Regions from separate parts of the Homo sapiens genome. Here region 2 is linked to region 1. The links are chromatin contacts, found by Hi-C or POLR2A ChIA-PET in ENCODE. All regions are on one chromosome and are shown on one strand. The core of a region is the stretch at or near the end of the contact, and the rest is flanking DNA. Distances in the headings are between cores, read along the strand shown.

Region 1 (4,448 bases), core at 1,949-4,448:
GGCAACCTGCCATGTTGGCCTGGGGGGCAATACTGGGCCTGAAGCTCAGAGCAGCAGACAGTGAGCCAGGCCCTCCCATCTTCAGGGATGGTCACTCCCTGCCCTGGCCCGCCCCATGGCCCCACAAACCTGTCCCTTTGTATTTGTCCACAAAACAGTATTTGAGCTCATAGTCACTGAGCAGGTCATGTACTTCCTGTGGAGATACAAGACAAAAGACAGGGAGTTACTGGAGATGGAAGGGGGCAACCCAGTGCCGCTTCATAGCTGCCACCAGCTATGAAGGCAGGTCAATTACCACCCCCCATTTTACCAATGAGGAAACTGAGGCTCGATGCAGTAATTTTGTCAAGGTCATTCTGCTCATACCTGGCAGAGATGGGATTCAGAACCTAGCTGCAGACTGTGCTATTACCCAGGCAACATGCTCTTAGAGGGTATACCTTTAGCTGGCTGGGCGGGGTGGCTCACGCTTATAATCCCAGCATTTTGGGAGGCCGAGGCGGGTGAATCACCTGAGGTCAGGAGTTCGAGACCAGCCTGGCCAACATGGTGAAACCTTGTCTCTACTAAAAATACAAAAATTAGCCAGGAGTGGTGGCGCACACCTGTAATCCTAGCTACTCGGGAGGCTGAGGTAGGAGAACTGCTTGCACCCAGGAGGCAGAGGTTGCAGTGTGCCACTGCACTCCAGCCTGGGTGACAAAGGGAGACACTGTCAACAACAATAACAACAAGGCCGGGCGCGGTGGCTCACGCCTGTAATCCCAGCACTTTGGGAGGCCGAGGCGGGTGGATCACGAGGTCAGGAGATCGAGACCATCCTGGCTAACAAGGTGAAACCCCGTCTCTACTAAAAATACAAAAAAATTAGCCGGGCGCGGTGGCAGGCGCCTGTATTCCCAGCTACTCGGGAGGCTGAGGCAGGAGAATGGCGTGAACCCGGGAAGCAGAGCTTGCAGTGAGCCGAGATTGCGCCACTGCAGTCCGCAGTCCAGCCTGGGCGACAGAGCGAGACTCCGTCTCAAAAAAAAAAAAAAAAAAAAAAAAAAATAACAACAACAAAAAAAAAAAAAAAAAAAGAGGCCGGGCTCACGCCTGTAATTCCAGCACTTTGGAGGCTGAGGCAGGCGGGTCACAAGATCAAGAGATCGAGACCATCCTGGCCAGGAAGGTGAAACCCCATCTCTACTAAAAATACAAAAATCAGCTGGCTGTGGTGGCGTGCACCTGTAGTCCTAGCTACTCGGGAGACTGAGGCAAGACAATTGCTTGAACCCGAGGGGTGAAGGTTGCAGTGAGCAGACATCAAGCCACTGCACTCTAGCCTGGCGACAGAGTGAGACTCCGTCTCAAAAAAAAAAAAAAAAAAAAAAAGAGTATGCCTTTAGGGAAGCCATTTAACCTGCATGAACCTCCTTTTGCAAGATTCACTGTTTCCAACAACTCTGTAAGTGAAGTATTAACAAACTCATGTTGTATATGAGAAAACTTAGGCTAGGAGAAGTGAAGAGATCTGCTGGAGGCCATGCAGTTGGGCAGCGCAGCCACCCATGGGTACCTGACTGGGGAGCCCACCTTCTAGTAAGCCCCACGTTGTGTGGGTTCACATGCCTCCCAATTTCCTCCTGCTGATAAAGCTGCCCTCTTCCAAGCCAGCTCATTTATTTTTCTTTTTTTTAGAGATAGTGTCTTGTTCTGTCACCTAGGCTAGAGTGTAGTAGCACAATCATAGCTCACTGCAGCCTCAACCTCCTAGGCTCAAGTGATCCTCCCACCTCAGCCTCCTGCGTAGCTGGGACTACAGGCACGCACCACCATGCCTGGCTAATTTTTAAAAATTTTTTGTAGAGATGAGGGTTTCACTATACCGCCCAGGCTAGTCTCGAACCCTTGGGCTCAATACAGCCTCTTGCCTCAGCCTCTCAAAGTGCTGGGATTAAAGGGATGAGCCACCATGCCCAGCCTCTCAAGCCAGCTTTGAAGGCAAAGTGCTGGCGCCTGCTGGGACCAGACACACTGTGCATCTTGCAGGAGAGACAATGTGTTCCCAGCTGAGAGACTGCAGACACTGAGAGGAAGACCCAGAAAGAAACCTGACCATCCTTAATGATCCCTGTCCCGATCTGTCCCCAAATTCAGCCCCTCCCAACATCCCTGGGGTTCCACTAGCCACGTGCCCACCCGGTGTGCTGGTGGGCCGGAGAGCAGGGAATCTCAGCAGCAGGAAGCGAGAACCTATTTCACCGCCATAGGGCAGGGCAGTATAGATGCCATTTCCCTGGGTCCAAAGAGCATTGGGAAGCGCTGCCCCATGCTGGCCCCATGAGAAGGGCACTCCTAGCAGGAAGATTAGCCACGAGGGGCTCCATAGAACACAGGCCTCGCTTCCTTCCTGTAGGTCTGTAGGCTGGTGGCAGAAGACCCCATTTTCCCAAATTAATCCTGAGGTTTTGGGGGCTGAGACCCAGGGGCTGCTGTTAACTTCCGGATTTATCTCTGAGAGCAGTGAATAAACGCGTGATATGGAGGGGCGTACTCTCCGCAGTCCTGAAACTTCTGGATGTGAGGTCCCGCCACCCTGTGGTAGAGTGGGTGGAGAAAAGCATCATCCAAGCAGGGGGCAACTGGTGGTCCAATGTACCAGCCCATTCACAATTCCCCAACAGGACCAAAGCTGTCCGCCCCCTTCCATTCCCCGCCCGCTTCCATCACTTGGTGTCGCCCAAGCCTGTGGTCGCCCCTAGCAACGCCCTCCCTCACTTCGCAGTCGGTTTCCCCTTTCATCATCGCCCCCCCACGTCCCGCTCTTGGTCTCTCCCGATCCCGCGTGGATCCGGTGCTTGGGCGCCCCCGCCAACGACCCCCGCGCACCTCAGCGTTGGTGTCGCCCGGTTCCCCCCGCGCACGCGCACCGTGGTATTTCCCGCCACGCTCCTACACCGCCCCCCCCAATACCTGGTTGGTCACGTCCCCCGGGAGGCCCCGGATCAGTATCTTGCGGCGGTTACGGAACTGGCGCTCGGTGTGTTCCAGGCGTTTCCGGATCTCTTCTGGATCTAGAGGCGGCAGCTCTTCTTCCGGCGCCCGGCGCTCCGCGGCATCGCCGGCTTCGACTTCGGCCCCAGACTTAGGGCTCAGCGGGGGCCGGTGAGTAACGGACACGTCCGCCGCCATCTTGGGAAACCCGGCGCCTTCTGGGACCAGCGAGCCGGGGCGGAGCGGCATAGAGCGGCAACGAGGGCGCGCCCGTCGATTGGCTGGGAGAAACCCCACCTCCTTCCCGCCCCCCTTGCCCCGTTGGCTAAGCCCCAGCCCACCTCTCAAGAGTTCAAGCTGCGTCTGCGCGCCACAGGCCCCGCCCCCTTCCGTCGCAGCGACGCTACTCAGTGGATGTGCACCTGGGTGGGAGAGACTTGCAGCGCGGGTGGAATCAAACCACAGATTAGGGAGTTTGAAGGCTTTATTGGTGCGGAATCTGAGGGCACAGCCAAGCCCCCGCCAACTTTGATCCCGGATCCCAGCGTCACTCAGCTCTGGACGGTTCTTCCCCCATTGCTTCTGTCGGCTGCATAGACGTGAGGGGCAGATAGGTGCTCTCCTCCCTAACATGGTAACTGCCGCTCCGTTGGTGCTCCCTGAAGACGTACATTAAGGCCAGTACGATAGTCACCACGCCCAGGGTCAGTAACACCGCCACGAAGACGGGGACAAAGTGGGAGCTCCCAGCTGTGCAGAGAAAGCGCTAAGTCAATATGCGTCCCTTCTGTCTCCAACCCCCCCGCCCCCCGGCTTACCGGTCCAGACCCGCAGCCCCGTGTTAGCTCACCCTCAATGTCCATCACCACGACCAGGGTGTATTTGCCTCGTGAGCTGGACGCTTGGCACTGATAAGTACCATTATGTGTTACGTTGACGAAGAACGGGATCCCCACCGGCACCTCCCGGCTGGAGCCTTCCTTCAAACACCGCAGCTCGGGGTACGGGTTGCCCCTGGCTTGGCACTGCAGGACGTGTCTCGTTTTATCTTTCCATTTCAAGTGCTGGGGGCATGTGGCTCGGTCAATTTTGGGACCATCTGTGGAACCACCATGTGTGATCAGACACCCAACACACCCGAGGCACAGTGGTGCAGAGGAGCGTCTAATCTTTCCAGGGCAGGGGTGGAGGGATTAAAGGTCAGGGTGACCGACTCACACAGGACTCGCAGCTGGACGCTACTGTTCCTGTGCAAGAACTCGCCGTCCACCTCGAGAGTGGCACTGCAGAAGAAGCTGCGTCCGTCGTCACTCTCGGTAGCATTTAGCTGAAGTTGAGCTGGCTGCCCCGGGGCCGCGGCCGGAACTCCGTCCAGCGTGACCTGGACTCGAGCCCCAGCCATGCAACTCACGGTCACTGTGGACCCCTCATGGGCGGTGGGCTCGCTGAGGTTCACAATGGGTCCTAGG
Region 2 (4,448 bases), core at 867-3,366, 260 kb after region 1:
CAGTGGTGCAAACACGGCTCACTGCAGCCTCAACCTTCTGAACTCAAGAGATCCTCTCACCTAGGCCTCTCCAGTAGCTGGGACTACAGGTGAGCAACACCACTCCCAGCTAATTTTTAAATTTTTTTTTTTTTTTTTTTTGAGACAGAGTCTTGCTCTGTCGCCCAGGCTGGAGTGCAGTGGCGCAATCTCGGCTCACTGCAACTTCCGCCTCACAGGTTCACACCCTTCTCCTGCCTCAGCCTCCGGAGTAGCTGGGACTACAGGCATCCGCCATCAAGCCCGGCTAATTTTTTTGTATTTTTAGTAGAGACGGGGTTTCACCGTGTTAGCCAAGATGGTCTCGATCTCCTGACCTCGTGATCCGCACACCTCAGCCTCTCAAAGTGCTGGGATTACAGGCGTGAGCCACCGTGCCTGCCCAATTTTTAAATTTTTTGTAGAGATGGGGTCTCGCTACGTTGCTCAAGCTGGTCTTGAGCTTCTGGCCTCAAGCTGTCCTCCCACCTCAGCCTTCCAAAACACTGAGATTACAGACACGAGTCACCTCCCCCAACTCTATTATCTTCATTTGACAGATAGGGAAACTGAGGCCTTGAGAGAGTAAGTGATTTGTACAATGTCATCCAGTCAGAAGAAGCAGAGCTGGGATTTGAGCTCTGGAAAGCACAAGGTTTTTTTGTTTTGTTTTGTTTTTTGTTTTGAGACAGAGTCTCGCTCTGTCGCCCAGGCTGGAGTGGAGTGGTGTGATCTTGACTCACTGCAACCTCCGCCTCACGGGTTCGAGTGATTCTTCTGTCTCAGCTTCCCAAGTAGCTGGGACCACAGGTTTGTGCCACTATGCCTGGCTAATTTTTGTATTTTTAGTAGAGATGGGGGTTCGCCATTTTGGCCAGGACGGTCTCAAACTCCTGACCTTGTGATCCGCCCGCATTGCACGTTGGCCTCCCAAAGTGCTGGGATTACAGGTTTGAGCCACTGCACCCGGACTTTTTTGTTTTTTGAGATGGAATTTCACTCTTGTTGCCCAGGCTGGAGGGCAATGGTGCAACCTTGGCTCACCATACCCTCCGCCTCCCAGGTTCAAGTGATTCTCCTGCCTCAGCCTCCCAAGTAGCTGGGATTACAGGCATGCACCACCATGCCTGGCTAATTTTGTATTTTTAGTACAGACAAGGTTTCTCCATGTTGGTCAGGCTGGTCTCAAACTCCCGACCTCAGGTGATCCACCCACCTCAGCCTCCCAAAGTGCTGGGATTACAGGGGTGAGCCATCGCACCTGGCCCTGATTATTATTATTATTATTATTATTATTTTTGAGGCAGGGTCTCTGTCACCCAGGCTGGAGTGCAGTGGTGTGATCTCAGCTCACTGCAACCTCCACCTCCCCAGGTTCAAGCAATCAAGCAATTCTCCCACCCCAGCCTCCTGCACAGCTGGGACCACAGGTGCGTGACCACCACATCCAGCTAATTTTTATACTTTTTGGTACAGACAGGTTTCACAATGTCGCCCAGGCTGGTCTCCAACTTGTGGACTTAAGTGGTCCACCCGCCTCGGCCTCCCACAGTGCTGGGATTATAGGCGTGAGCCATCTCGCCCAGCCTAAAGCCCAAGACTTTATGTTGCTTCTGCCCAAAGGAGGGGGGTGGTCCTTCATGCTCCCAGCAACTGCCTGCTGAGAAGGTCACCTAGGGGGATGCAGTCACTGCTAGGCCCTCACCCCAGCCTAGACATTGCTGAACCTCAAAATAACTCGTCTCCTGGCAGCCGGGCGTGGTGGCTCACGCCTGTAATCCTAGCACTTCGGGAGGCTGAGGTGGGTGGATCACCTGAGGTCAGGAGTTTGAGACCAGCCTGGCCAAAATGGTGAAACCCTGTCTGGACTAAAAATACAGAATTAGCCGGGGGTGGTAGCACATGCCTGTAATCCCACCTACTCAGGAGACTGAGGCAGGAGAATCACTTGAAACTGGGAGGCAGAGGTTGCAGTGAGCCAAGATTGCGCCATTGCACTCCAGCCTGGGGCAATAGAGTGAGACTCTGTCTCAAAAACAACAACAACAACAAAATGAAGAACTCATCTCCTGGGGCCCTGAGATGTTTTCAGGCAGTAAGCAGAACCCGAAAGCCTGGGCCCAGTGCCCTGGAATCTGAAACTCCAGGCTTGTTTGGCATGAAAAATTCATGAGCCCAAAAGCTTACTTGGGGTCAGAGAACAGAGCAGCTCTGTGTGCTGGCTCTGCCTGCCCCGCCTGCCCCACCTCAGTGGCGGCCTCCCCCATCCCCCTGAGGCTGTGGCCTTGTCCTAGTTCCTTCTGGATGCCTGGAGCCTCCTCCAGCCTCTCCCAGGGACCACGCCTCTAGGCCCTGTCCACAATCCCTTCTCCACACCACTAAAGAGATCTCTCTGAAACTCACAATTATTTTTTGACTCTCACTCTCACATCCTCTATGGCCCCCCATTGCCCTCCAACCACCCCCACCTGGCACAGTCAGACACCTGCTGACCTCTGCCACAGGACACCACCTGAACCTGCTGTCCCAGACACCCTAACTGCCCGAATTTCAGTTCCTCTCCTGCTGTCTCAAGCCATCCTCCCACCTCAGCCTCCCAAGTAGCTGAGACTATAGACACGTGCCACCACAGCTGGCCACCTTAGCCATTTTGAAGTGCACAGTTCGGTGGCATTAAGCACATTAATGGCCATGCAACCGTCACCACCATCCATCTCCAGAACTTTCTCATCTTCCCAAAGGAAAACTTCTCCCTATGAAACACTCCTTCTCCCTCTCCCAACCCCTGGCACCCACTCTTCTTCTTCTTCTTCTTCTCCTTTTCCTTCTCCTCCTCCTCCTTCTTCTTCTTCTTTTCTTTTTTTTATTTATTTTGAGATGGAGTCTCACCGTCACCGAGGCTTGAGTGCAGTGGCACAATCTCGGCTCACTGCAGCCTCCATCTCCTAGGTTCAAGCAGTTCTCCTGCCTCAGCCTCCTGAGTAGCTGGGATTACAGGCGCCCCCCACCACGCCCAGCTAATTTTATTTTTTTATATTTTATTTATTCATTTACTTTTATTATTTTATTATTATTTTTTTTTGAGACAGAGTCTCGCTCTGTTGCCCAGGCTGGAGTGCAGTGGCACGATCTCAGCTCCCTGCAAGCTCTGCCTCCCGGGTTCATGCCATTCTCCTGCCTCAGCCTCCCGAGTAGCTGGGACTACAGGTGCCTGCCACCACACCCGGCTAATTTTTGTATTTTTAGTAGAGGCAGGGTTTCGCCATATTGGCCAGGCTGGTCTCTTGGCCAAGCTGGTCTGGAACTCCTGACCTGGAGATGTGCCTGCCTCAGCCTCCCAAAGTGCTGGGATTATAGGCGTGAGCCGCCGCGCCCAGCTTTTTTTTCTTTTTTTTTTGAGACGGATTCTCACTTTGTCGCCCAGGGGCTGGAGTGCAGTGGCGCAATCTCAGCTAATTGCAACCTCCTCCTTCTCCTAGTTCAAGTGATTCTCCTGCCTCAGCCTCCCAAGTAGCTGGGATTACAGGCATCTGCCACCACGCTGGGCTAATTTTTGTATTTTTGGTAGAGACTGGGTTTCGCCATGTTGACTAGGCTGGTCTCAAACTCCTGACCTCAAGTGATCCACCCATCTCAGCCTCCCAATGTGCTGGGATTACAAGTGTAAGCCACCATGCCCAGCTACTCAGGAGTCTGAGGTGGGAGGATCACTGGAGCCCAGAAGATTGAGGCTGCAGTGAGCTATGGTTGCACCACTGCACTCCAGCCTCGGTGACAAAGCAAGAACCTATCTTAAGAAAATACTGTGCTGAGCCAGTTCCTGAGAAAACAAAATAGAAAACAAAACTAAAGAAAAGGCAAAAGTTCCTCCCAGCAGAGATGTGAGAGAAAAAGAAAAAAAAAGTCCCCTGTGACACCCCCATACCCCAATCTTCGTCCCTCTCATAACCACTGGCTGATTCAGATCTTTTTCAGCTGGGTTACATGCAGGGGGGTGTGTGTGTGTGTTTGTGTGTGTGTGTGTGTGTGTGTGTGTGTGTGCGCGTGTTGCCCTCTTTCTCTCTCTTTCTCCCATACCATATAAGACTATACAACTTGTGGATGGGCACAGTGGCTCTCACCTGTAATCCCAGAACTTTGGGAGGCAGAGGCGGGTGGGGCACTTGAGGCCAAGAGTTCAAGAGCAGCCTGGGCAACATGGCAAAAAATCTGTCTCTACTAAAAATATAAAAACTGGCCAGGTGTGGTGGCTCACGCCTGTAATCCCTGCACTTTGGAGGCTAAGGCAGGTGAATCACCTGAGGTCAGGAGTTTGAGACAAGCCTGGCCAACATGATAAAATCCTGTCTCTACTAAAAATACAAAAAATTAGCCAGGTATGCTGGCGGACACCTGTAATCCCAGCTACTCGGGAGGCTGAGGCAGGAGAA

The links. A loop is a pair of places that touch in the nucleus more often than their neighbours do. ChIA-PET counts read pairs that join two places held with the same protein, here RNA polymerase II (POLR2A). Pooled maps may share reads with other maps.
Region 2: a loop to region 1 is called in a pooled map, with 2.9 times the contacts of the local background. The contact joins the enhancer-like site here to the promoter of RAVER1 in region 1. A Hi-C loop is called at or near these places in 1 of 37 single-sample maps with no recorded cell type and 8 of 50 pooled maps. POLR2A ChIA-PET finds 5 or more read pairs at or near these places in 1 of 52 experiments (activated naive CD4-positive, alpha-beta T cell).

What each region holds. Positions count from the first base shown.
Region 1 is chr19:10,330,331-10,334,778 of GRCh38, forward strand. RAVER1 (ribonucleoprotein, PTB binding 1) reads right to left here and starts at 3,199. Exons shown (of 13, transcript NM_133452.3): 1 at 2,959-3,199; 2 at 130-196. The coding sequence starts at 3,177. ICAM3 (intercellular adhesion molecule 3) reads right to left here. Exons shown (of 7, transcript NM_002162.5): 5 at 4,198-4,448; 6 at 3,830-4,078; 7 at 3,446-3,729. The coding sequence ends at 3,527. RefSeq lists enhancers at 1,676-2,592, 2,593-3,509, 3,000-3,219, 3,460-3,599, 4,224-4,448 and a silencer at 2,604-2,827.
Region 2 is chr19:10,591,880-10,596,327 of GRCh38, forward strand. No RefSeq gene overlaps it. Among named protein-coding and RNA genes, the nearest start is that of AP1M2, 6.8 kb to the left of the region's middle. RefSeq lists enhancers at 714-1,238, 1,765-2,289, 3,764-3,953. Within about 2 kb of position 2,117, at least 14 of the 41 ENCODE cell types and tissues checked have a DNase peak (open chromatin) inside an H3K27ac peak, as active enhancers do.